Linked DNA regions of Homo sapiens: region 1 is linked to region 2. A link is an interaction called in ENCODE POLR2A ChIA-PET data of the cell type or tissue named here. Cell type or tissue: OCI-LY7. All regions are shown on one strand. Links, peaks and the distances in the headings refer to the core of each region. The heading gives the core; the rest is flanking DNA.

Evidence for each region. Peaks named below come from ENCODE experiments on the same cell type or tissue, not always from the same donor. Only the 100,000 strongest peaks of a DNase experiment are listed, where the experiment ranks them.
Region 1: POLR2A ChIA-PET joins it to region 2 with 6 read pairs; 2 of 35 experiments call an interaction of 5 or more read pairs at or near these places.

The regions. Positions count from the first base shown.
Region 1 is chr1:9,070,838-9,076,213 of GRCh38, forward strand. It overlaps a transcript of SLC2A5 not described here. Among named protein-coding and RNA genes, the nearest start is that of SLC2A5, 3.9 kb to the left of the region's middle. In OCI-LY7, for the core only: no CTCF peak of the experiment used is centred there; DNase peaks (open chromatin) are centred at 2,874 and 4,384; H3K4me3 peaks cover 1,497 bases; H3K27ac peaks cover 3,235 bases.
Region 2 is chr1:8,756,526-8,761,901 of GRCh38, forward strand. The region is part of intron 1 of RERE (arginine-glutamic acid dipeptide repeats); the gene reads right to left. Among named protein-coding and RNA genes, the nearest start is that of RERE, 58 kb to the right of the region's middle. In OCI-LY7, for the core only: no CTCF peak of the experiment used is centred there; no DNase peak of the experiment used is centred there.

The DNA of each region.
Region 1 (5,376 bases), core at 239-5,238, 310 kb after region 2:
GTGTGTGTGTGTGTGTTGGGGGGTCGGGGGGGTCCCTATTCACAAGGGAGAACTCAGCATTCCCTTTCACCAGCTACTGCCTGTCTTTTTCTTCTGCGTATCACTGTCCTAGCACACTGACTTGTGACTAACGCATAGCAAGACCAGAGGTTTCCAATTATTTCAAAGATCTAGAAAAAGTTTCCAAAGAAAATGCACTTTAATTGCAGGGGTAGGGTGGGGAGAGGAAATCAACGATGGGGGAGTGAGGAGACGGGTACAGGTGTGCAATCCAACACAAAGAAGAATCCGGCCGGGCGCGGTGGCTCACGCCTGTAATCCCAGCACCTGGGGAAGCCAAGGTGGGTGGATCACCTGAGGTCAGGAGTTCGAGACCAGTCTGACCAACATGGTGAAACCCTGTCTTTACCGAAAATACAAAAATTAGCCAGGCATGGTGGCAGACGCCTGTAATCCCAGCTACTTGGGAGGCTGAGGCAGGAGAATAGCTGGAACCCGGGAGGCGGAGGTTGCAGCGCACCTAGATCACACCACTGCACTCCAGCCTGGGCGACAGAGCGAGACTCATCTCCGTCCCCCATCCTCCCCCCAAAAATAATCGTCCAAAGTTTGTAGTCATCAGTCATGTCAAGTGCATGACACCTGCTTCTATCTAGGCCCAGATCTTCCACTTCTCCCTGCCTTTGGGCGAGGGGGTAACTAAAACCGGGGGTCGCTGGGGGGGACGCGGACACTCCCAGTCCCCGCCTTGACGGCCCAGCCCGGGGAAGCGGGGACAGTGAGCCAGGCCCTCAGGCCCAGAGGGGATCATCCCGGGAGCTGCGGGCCGCAGTACCCGGTTCCTGCCAGTGACAGGGCGTCGCAAGCACAGCCATGGCGTCACCAACGCTCGACCCGTGCTTCCGCCCTGGAGGGAGCCGAGCGCGGGGACGGGGGCGTGGCGGGAGGCCGTCATGACGCCAGGCTGCGGGCCGCTCAGCCAGTCCCTCTGCCTGGCGGGCCTGCGGGCTCCGGGTGGGTCCTGTCCCTGCCCAGGACCCCTCTGCCTCAGCCCGGATCCCCCTCGGCCTCTGCCTCAGCCCGGGTCCCCCTCGGCCTCTGCCTCAGCCCGGGTCCCCCTCAGCCTCGGTCCCCCTCTGCCTCAGCCCAGATCCCCCCCAGCCTCAGCCCGGGTTCCCCTCCGCCTTTGCCCGAGTCCCCCTCAGCCTCACCCGGGTCCCCTTCAGCTTCTGCCAGAGTCCCCCTCAGCCTCGCCCGGGTCCTGCTTCTGGCCAGGGACCCCCCAACCTTCGTGGCGGGCGGACCAGCCTCCAGGCCCCTGCCTCAGGCCGCCATGAGGCCGAGGCCTGCAGGCTCCGCGAGCAGGGCGGGGTGGGAGACTGTGAGAAGCCTAGTGGCTCAAAGATGGAGGAGGGGGATGGCAGCGGTGAGGTGGGACTGGGGGGAGGGGAGTGGTCCTGGCAAACCTGAGGCAAGAGGATCGCTTGAGCCCAGGAATTCGATCATGCCACTGCACTCCAGCCTAGGTGACAGAGCAAGACCCTGTCCCTAGAAATAAAAAAAATTAAAAATTAAAGTTCCATCTGGATGTCCAGAGGTGAACTGATGAGGGGACAAGAGACCGCTGGATTTGGAAGTGGGGAGAAGGAGCAGTGGAAGGTCTTTGCCGTAGCCCAGGTGAAAGAACAATGTGACTTGGACCAGCATGGGGATGGAGAAGACAGAAGTAGATACACTTGAGGGATATTTAGGATGGAAAATTGACAATCACTTGGTGATAGGATGGGGGAGAGGAAATAGGAGCGTTTCTGTTACTGTTATAATAAAACACAACTAGGCCAGGCGTGGTAGCCTGTAAACCCAGCACTTTGGGAGGCTGGGGCAAGTGGATCACTTGAGGTCAGAAGTTCGAGACCAGCCTGGCCAACATGGTGAAACCCCGTTTCTACTAAAAATGCCAAAAAAAAAAAAAAAATTAGCCGGTCGTGGTGGTGTGCGCCTGTAATTCCAACTACTTGGGAGGCTGAAGTAGGAGAATCGCTTGAACCCAAGAGGCGGAAGTTGCAGTGAGCTGAGATCGCACTACTACACTTCAGCCTGGGTGACAGAGCGAGACTCTTGTCTCCAAAAAAAAAAAGTAAAACAGAAATAAAAGTTACTTTTCTGAATCAGAATGAAAAGCAAATGTTTTATATAAGAAAAATTTAACCAGGGCAAAATATTGGGTTAACACCATACCACAAAGCAAGCTGGCACATCTCCGGGCTGTTCTGTGACCAGACAATGATACCAGGACTTCAGTCACTACTGGCCTCACCTCTGCTAGGAATGTTCTAGAATTTTAAAGTTTTGCCACGGGCCTCTTTTGTACAGGCTGCTAATGGCTTCTCCTCCCCATCCATAAATCCATTTGGTCAGTGCCTCTTCTGTAGTAATAGAATTGGGAACAAGACCTGCGGCTGCCCAAAATAAAGACATTTCCCCATTGCTCTTGCAGTCAGTACAGACATAAAGTTCCGCTTAATGCAGTGTATGCAAGATGCCATATGGCAGGCAGCTTCCAGAAACTTTGCTCTCTTAGCTTTGCCTATTTCTCCATCCTGCTTCCTGGAATGTAGATGCCACCAGCTTGGGCCTTGAGATTGAAGCCCCACAGGACAGAGCACCAAGCTAGGAGGAGCTGGGGCCCCTTACCCTGTGGAGCACCATCCCAGCTCCCCACCACCAACTTGACTTAGTAGGGAAGAAAAATACTTCATTTTGTTTTCTGTCACTTGCAGCTGAAACCGTTTCTCACTGGTAGAACTATTAAATGGATGCCTGAAAATCTGTTAGGACAGAAAACAGGAAGATATTCTACCAAAGCCCCTGGTGGTGCAAATGGTGGAGTCTCTTCTGCCTCACTCAGTACATGCTTCTGTACTGTGAGTTAGTTAGTTCATTTGCAGATGGTAAACAAGAGAATGCTGGCCGGGCGCGGTGGCTCACGCCTGTAATCCCAGCACTTTGGGAGGCCAAGGCAGGCGGATTACAGGAATTCAAGACCAGACTGGCCAACATGGTGAAACCCGGTCTCTATTAAAAATACAAGAATTAGCCAGGCTTGGTGGCGGGAGCCCGTAACCCCACCTACTCAGGAGGCTAAGGCGGGAGAATCGCTTGAACCCAGGTAGTGGAGGTTGCAGTGGGCTGAGATCAAACCACTGCACTTCAGCCTGGGTGACAGCGCAAAACTCCATCTCCAAAAATTAAAAAAAAAAAAATACGTCAGTAGAATGCAGAAATTGTGTTTGTGTTCTTAGCAGCATGTTCATATAATAGTTTGAGGTGGTGGTGGAGCGGAGGGGGGCAAGCATTCTCTCAATGAAAGAGCAAGGCTTAGCAACTGTAAACCAAAAAGTATCTGAGACAGGTCTCAATCAATTTAGAAGTCTATTTTGCCAAGGTTAAGGACATGCCCAGAAGAAAAAAGCAGAATCTCAGAAATAGTCTGTGGTCTGTGCCTTTCTCCAAAGATGATTTTGAGGGCGTCGATATTTAAAGAAAAGCTGGCTGGAGGGGAAAGAGGGAGAGTATGGTAACCTACATGTTACAAGAGAAAAGGTACAAGTAGAGGAATCAGCAATTACATGTCTGTCTCTTGCTCAGTAAATCAGCACTTTACATAAAGTGAGGTGAACACAGAGTAGCTACTTGTGGGGATACTTAACCTTTTATCTGTCGCTGTCTGCTTAGGAACATAAGGAAAGACAGCTCCTTGCATGACTCAGCTTTCAGCTTAATTTTGTTTTTCCTTTTTGGCAGAGTGAATTGGGGTCCTGAGTTTTTTATTTTCCTTTACACAACATATGAAGACCTTAAAGAGAAAACGCTGAAAATTCTGCAGGGCTCTGGGCTGGTTTTGTGATTTCAAGAAGCGCTTTCTCCTGTAATCCCAGCATTTTGGGAGGCTGAGGCAGGAGGATCGCTTGAGCCCAGGAGTTCGAGACCAGCCTGGGCAACACAGTGAGACCTTATCTCTACAAATAATCAAAAATTATCTGGGTGTGGTGGTGTGCACCTATAGTCCCAGCTACTTGAGAGGCTGAGGCAGAAGAATTGCTTGAGCCAGGAACTTCAGGCTGCAGTGAGATGTGACTGAGCCACAGAACTCGGCTTGAGCAACAGAGTGAGATCCCATCTCAAAAAACAAAACAAAAAAAAAAAGAAGTGCTTTCCAAGCTTTCTGTGGAGTCCTAATTAGGGAAAAGGAGTCAGGTTGGCAGCACCAGGGGAAAGCAAAAGAGAAAGCAAATAAGCTATAAATCTGCCTCTCTTCATGGTCCACAACAGATAAACAAAGAGGAAGCAGATGAGTTATAGGTCTGTCTGTGTTTATGTCCCAGGAAGTGTAGCCCTCCTGAGCAAATAACACACATAACTCACAGACTTCCCGTTTCACATCAAACACCTCAATTTATCAAACATCCCGGTTGACAGAAGAAGGCAGGTTAGCTCCTGCAGCCGTGGCGTAATCCAACATCCCAAGAGCCATCCTATAAAATCTCCAGCAAGCCTGTTTCCTTGCAGTCCGCTCCTCTTCTGCTGATACCGCCCGTTGCCTCCTTGCAACATATTTTCCTACTTTCTCTAATAAATCTATCTTTCTCTACCTACAACTGTCTTGGTAAATTCTTTTACTCCCGTGCCACTGGCCCAGACAGTTGTCACTCCCCTGTGACCCTTTCAATAATCTTAAACTAAATGGTGGAGTTAGCAGGACAGTTGAAGATATTTTCATATGTAATTTGTTTGTTTTAATTGATTATAGCCTGCATTGGATTTTCAATTTTTTTTTTTTGAGACGAAGTCTCACTCTTGTCCCCCAGGCTGGAGTGCAATGGCATGATCTCAACTCACTGTAACCTCGGCCTCCCAAGTTCAAGTGATTCTCCTGCCTCAACCTCCCAAGTAGTTGGGATTACAGGCACCTGCCACCATGCCCAGCTAATTTTTGTATTTTTAGTAGAAACGGGGTTTCACCATGTTGGTCAAGCTGGTCTCGAACTCCTGACCTGAGGTGATCCACCCACCTCGGCCTCCCAAAGTGCTGGGATTACAGGCGTGAGCCACCGCGCCCGGCATTTTTTTTTTTTTGAGACGGAGTCTCACAGTGTTGCCCAGGCTGGGGTGCAGTGGCACAATCTCAGCTCACTGCAACCTCCACCTCCCAGATTCAAGCGATTCTCTTGCCTCAGCCTCCCGAGTAACTGGAATTACAGACGCACGCCACTACGCCTGGCTAATTTTTGTATTTTTAGTAGAGGCGGGGTTTCGCCATGTTGGCCAGGCTGTTCTAGAACTCCTGACCTCAAATGATCTGACCGCCTCGGCCTC
Region 2 (5,376 bases), core at 183-5,182:
CTGTTTAACTTTATGCATCTTGGCTCAAGAGCCATAAAAAAAAAGTTATTAAAATTAATGCATCAAACTATAATTCTGTCCTTTTTATTACTGGTAATATTCTTTCTAAAATATTAGTCTGCTTTGCTGTACTACTATATCTTTTTGAAAGTTTTCTTTGAAGATCAGGATCACTTTAACTTTAGAATGAAAACATGCAATTATATTAATTTGGCACTGAATCTTGTTAGTTTCAGTGGGTTTGAAACTTTGAAAATGATTTATTCATTAGAAAGCCACATGTTGGCCAGACATGGTGGCTCACACCTGTAATCCCAGCACTTTGGGAGGCTGAGGTAGGTGGATCACCTGACGTCAGGAGTTTGACACCAGCCTGACCAACATGGTGAAACCCTGTCTCTACTAAATACAAAAAATTAGTCAGGCATGGTAGTGCATGCCTGTAATCCCAGCTACTTGGGAGGTGAGGCAGGAGAATCACTTGAACCCAGGAGGTGGAGGTGGCATTGAGCCGAGATTGTGCCATTGCACTCCAACCTGGGCAACAAGAGCAAAACTCCATCTCAAAAAAAAAAAAAAAAAAAAAGCAAACCAGTTACTGCTTCTGATGGCACTCATAAAGATGGAAGATAATGAAGCTACTTGTCATTCAACACAAAACACACAAAGAAAGTGTTAACAGCTGGCAAATGTCACAAAGTAAACATTTTCCTATTTCTGTTAAATAAAATTCATTCCTAATAATCACTGTCCTGTATGAACTTTCCCTAGCAAATTACTGCCCCATTTCTTTCACTAAATAATCAATTTTTTCTAAAGTTAACACAAAAGAAATACCCTGGAAATCCTCATTCTCTAGTCATGACTAAATGAATGAACCACATGGGCTACCAAAATCAAATTCTCTACTGCATCACTAATGTAATACTAAATAGGATGCTCCATCAAAAGAGACCTAGAATTTACATAATTTCCCATAAACTTATCAGAGGAACAAATGTAAGACAATGGGAAGAAAATCAAGATAAGCTCACTGTTGTTGCTGGTTTGTGTATTCCTGTCTTTCTCAACTCCTCCCACAGCTGATAGAACATTGTAGTTAAGAGAGCTGGTAGAAACTACTTCACTAAAATTATGTATTTGAACATCAGCCTTTTTTCATTCTAGTCAGCCTTTTTTCACTCTAAAGTATTAAATTCAACCAAAAAGCCAAACATTCAAAGTCTGTTCACCAAAAACACTCATCATAAAGATGTTTATTTACTATCCATATAAGGACGCAAAATGGTATTCCTAACAGCCAATACACAGAATCAACCTAAGTGTCCATCAACAGATGAATGGATAAAGTCACATACATATGTATACACACACACACACATACATACACACACACACACACACATATATATGCAATAGGATACTATGTGTTCTAAGAAAATTCTGTTACTTGCAACAATATGGATGAACCTGGAGGATACTATGTTAAGTGAAATAAGTCAGACATAGAAAGACAGATACTGTATGATCCCACGTATATGCAGAATCCTAAAACGTCAAGTTCAATTTTTTTTTTTTTAGAAAGAATCTCGCTCTGTCACCCAGGCTGGAGTGCAGTGGCATGATCCCAGCTCACTGCAACCTCCACCTCCCAGGTTCAAGCAATTCTCCTGCCTGAGTCTCTCGAGTAGCTGGGATTACAGGCCTGCGCCACCATGCCCGGCAAATTTTAGTATTTTTTAGTAGAGGTGTTTCACCATGTTGGCCAGGCTGGTCTCGATCTCCTGACCTCCTGATCCACCCACCCAGCCACCCAAAGTGCTGGGAACACACGTGTGAGCCACCGTGCCTGGCCCTCAATCTTTTTTTTTTTTTTTTTTTAAAGAAACGGGGTTTCACTCTGTTGCCCAAGCTGGAGTGCAGCGGCACAATCATAACTCACTGTAACCTCAAATTCCTGGGTGCAAGCAATCCTCCTGCCTCAGCCTCCTAAGTAGCTGGGACTACAGGTGTGCGCCACCACACCTAGCTAACTTTTTATTTTTATTTTTTGTAGTGACGAGGTCTCGCCAAGCTGGTCTCGAATTCCTAGGATCAAGGGGTCCTCCTGCCTCATCAACCTTTTTTTTGAAGCTGAAGTAGAAGCAAAGAGTAGAATGGTGGTTACCAAAGGCTGAGAGGAGGACTGGGGAAATGTGAGTCAAAGGACATAAAATTTCAGTGAGGAGGAATAAGTTCAAGAGATCAGCTTTATAATATAGTGACTATAATTAATAATAATGTATTATATTACTGAAAATTGCAAAGAAGAATTTAAGTGTCCTCACCACAAAAAAAAAAAATGTGAAGTAATACATATACTCATTTTAGCCATTCCACAATGTATATATATTTCAAACCATCATGGTATACACAATAAATGTGTACAATTTTTGTCAATTTAAAAAATGGGATTATTCTCTCACCTCAACATTGAGGTACTAACTAAAAAGATATTTCCCAACTACTCAGATGCTGAAGCCGGAGGATTGCTTAAGCCCAGGAGTTGGAGACCAGCCTGGGCAACACAGTGAGACTCCATCTTGAAAAAATAAATAAAAATAAAAAGATACTGTGATTGTCAAAGAAAGGAAAGAGGTATTAAGTCACTGAAAGGTTATATTTTTCCTTTAGAAAAATGAAAAATTCCTACTTTACTGTCAACTATTACCTCTTCTGACACATTAACTGTAGAATCCTTTTATATGAGAAAATTACTAAATCGGACACTACATCTCAGAATCTGCTAGAGGTCACTTGGAAAAGAGCATCATCCTTTCAAAAGGCAAGGATGAAGAATTAGAAAGAAAAAGGCCAGAAGCACACAAGTGAAACAAGCCAGTGCACCTGAGGCCTTTGTTGGTCCAATCAAACTATAGGTCACAGGTATTTCAAAAAGGGGAATAAAAGACAACTGCAGTTACTTTAGAAAAGGGTTAAATTCTCCAAAGTAGACGCTTCCCAAAAGAAAAAACAGAACGAAAACTGCAAAATTCTTTCTTCTCTCCTTTGGAGAATACGGTTTAGCACAGTTTTTAAAAAATCAAAATCTCAAGAGATATGGGTGCCATTCCCATCCCAATAACTAAGTGGCTCTGCTAACTGCAGGTTGTGTGAAACTGTACACCCACTACGCTCAATTGCAAAACAGCCATAAAGAACTTAGAACACTACACAAGTTCAACAGACATGAAGAAAAACACTACAAAATTCAAATGTGAGGGACAATTTTCCTGCCAATATACGTATAACTCTAAATTCTTACTCTCTCTATACACACACACACACACACACACACACACACACACACACAATATGTCTTGATGATCAGAGCTATTACACTGTATAAATCTAATTAAGGTCAGTTTCCTATATGGGAAAAGGAAGATTTATCTGAGAAATAATTCAAAATAAATTCTCCCCAAGTAAATAGACCTAGGCCTATCATTAGTTTAGTTTAGTTTTGTTTTGTTTTTTTGAGATGGAGTTTCACTCTTGTTGCCCAGGCTGGAGTGCAGTGGCGTAATCTCAGCTCACTGCAACCTCTGCCTCCCGGGTTCAAGCAATTCTCCTGCCTCAGCCTCCTGAGTAGCTGGGATTACAGGTGCCCGCCACCGCGCCCAGCTAATTTTTTGTATTTTCAGTAGAGACGGGGTTTCATCATGTTGGCCAGACTGGTCTTGAACTCCTGACCTCAGGTGATCCGCCCGCCTCGGCCTCCCAAAGTGCAGGGATTAGAGGCGTAAGCCACTGCGCCCAGCCCCTAGGCCTGTAATAGTTAAGACAATCATTTATACATCATTTATATCAATCACCACAGTCCACAAAAGTCAGCCTTAGATAAGATGCCAAAAATCGGAGATGAATTAAAAGAAAGAGTCCTGGGTCAGTAGTACAGCTTTGTTGCAAGTATCTGCAGGGACCTGGTAGAGGTGTGAGAGACACAGTTCCTTGGTGTGAAGGGTGAGAGGTCACAGGGAGGGTAGCAGGAAGCCCAAGAACAGGTAACTGAATTTGGACAGGCTTTTGATATTTTAAGCCCATTTCCATGGATTTTTGTTGTGTTTTGAAGATAGGGTCTCGCTCTGTCACCCAGGATGGTTTCTTAATATATTTACTATAATTATTCCCTTGGAATACTAATATTAATACTAAGTTAAATTCTTTGAAAATCCAGCCAGTGTCAGTTATGCTAAATGAAAACAAAACACTTTGTACAATTTTATATTTAAAAAGAGAAGCTCTACACTCTAGGATTAGAAGCAGTGGAGCCAGCAAGACTCTCAGGGCAACATTAGCTACCATTTATGGAGCACTTCTTATGTTCCATGTGCCAGGCTAAATTATTTTCATACATTATCCCACTAATGTATAAACAACCCTATCATTTAGCTATTATCAGCTCCATTATATAGACAAGGAAATGGAGGCACAAAGACGTTCCATAACTCTAACAGGATTACAGGACAGAGAGGTGGCAGAACAAGGATTCAAACCCAATCCTTCTGTTCTCAAGCTCAGACTCGGAACCATTATGCTTTACCGTCTTACCAAAATGAGAATCAAAATGAAAGAACCTCAAAGAGAAATAAAAACTCAAAGGAAGAATCTGAGTTCTTTAAACAACACCAGAGCAATCCTGTCCTAAAACTGGAGGATTTTCAGGTTTTGCAATGTGACAAACTTGGAAAAGATACATCTGACACTAAATCCTTTGGCAATTTTATTCCACCTCGGGGCTTCAACTACCCCATTCTCAGTATCTCCATCTTAACCTTGATGACTTCTCAAGATATTAAATATTTCCATCTGCCTAATGACAAAAATCACTCATCTCAATAAAAAGCTGTATTTATTAGCATCTTCTTCCTCAAATCAGTTTGTCCTCCTGTGTTCCCAATTTTTTAATGGCACAGGTGTAATGCAAATTACCTATGCTTCACACCTCCCCCACATGTAAGACTATATGCCTTGTTCTAACAGTTGCCAAATCCAACTAATTCTACCTCTACAACGTCTCCCATCTGTCATACCTCTTCATTTCCCCTACAGTTAGAAAGGTTAGATTCTCGGCCGGGCATGGTGGCTCATGCCTGTAATCCCAGCATTTTGGGAGGTCGAGGCAGGCAGATCACCTAAGGTCAGGAGTTCAAGACCAGCCTGACCAACATGGAGAAACTCCCCCGTCTCTACTAAAAATACAAAAAAATAGTCGGGCGTGGTGGTGCATGCCTGTAATCCCAGCTACTCGGAAGGCTGAGGCAGGAGACTCACTTAAACCCAAGAGGCGGAGGTTGCAGTGAGCCAAGATCACGCCATTGCACTCCAGACTGGGCA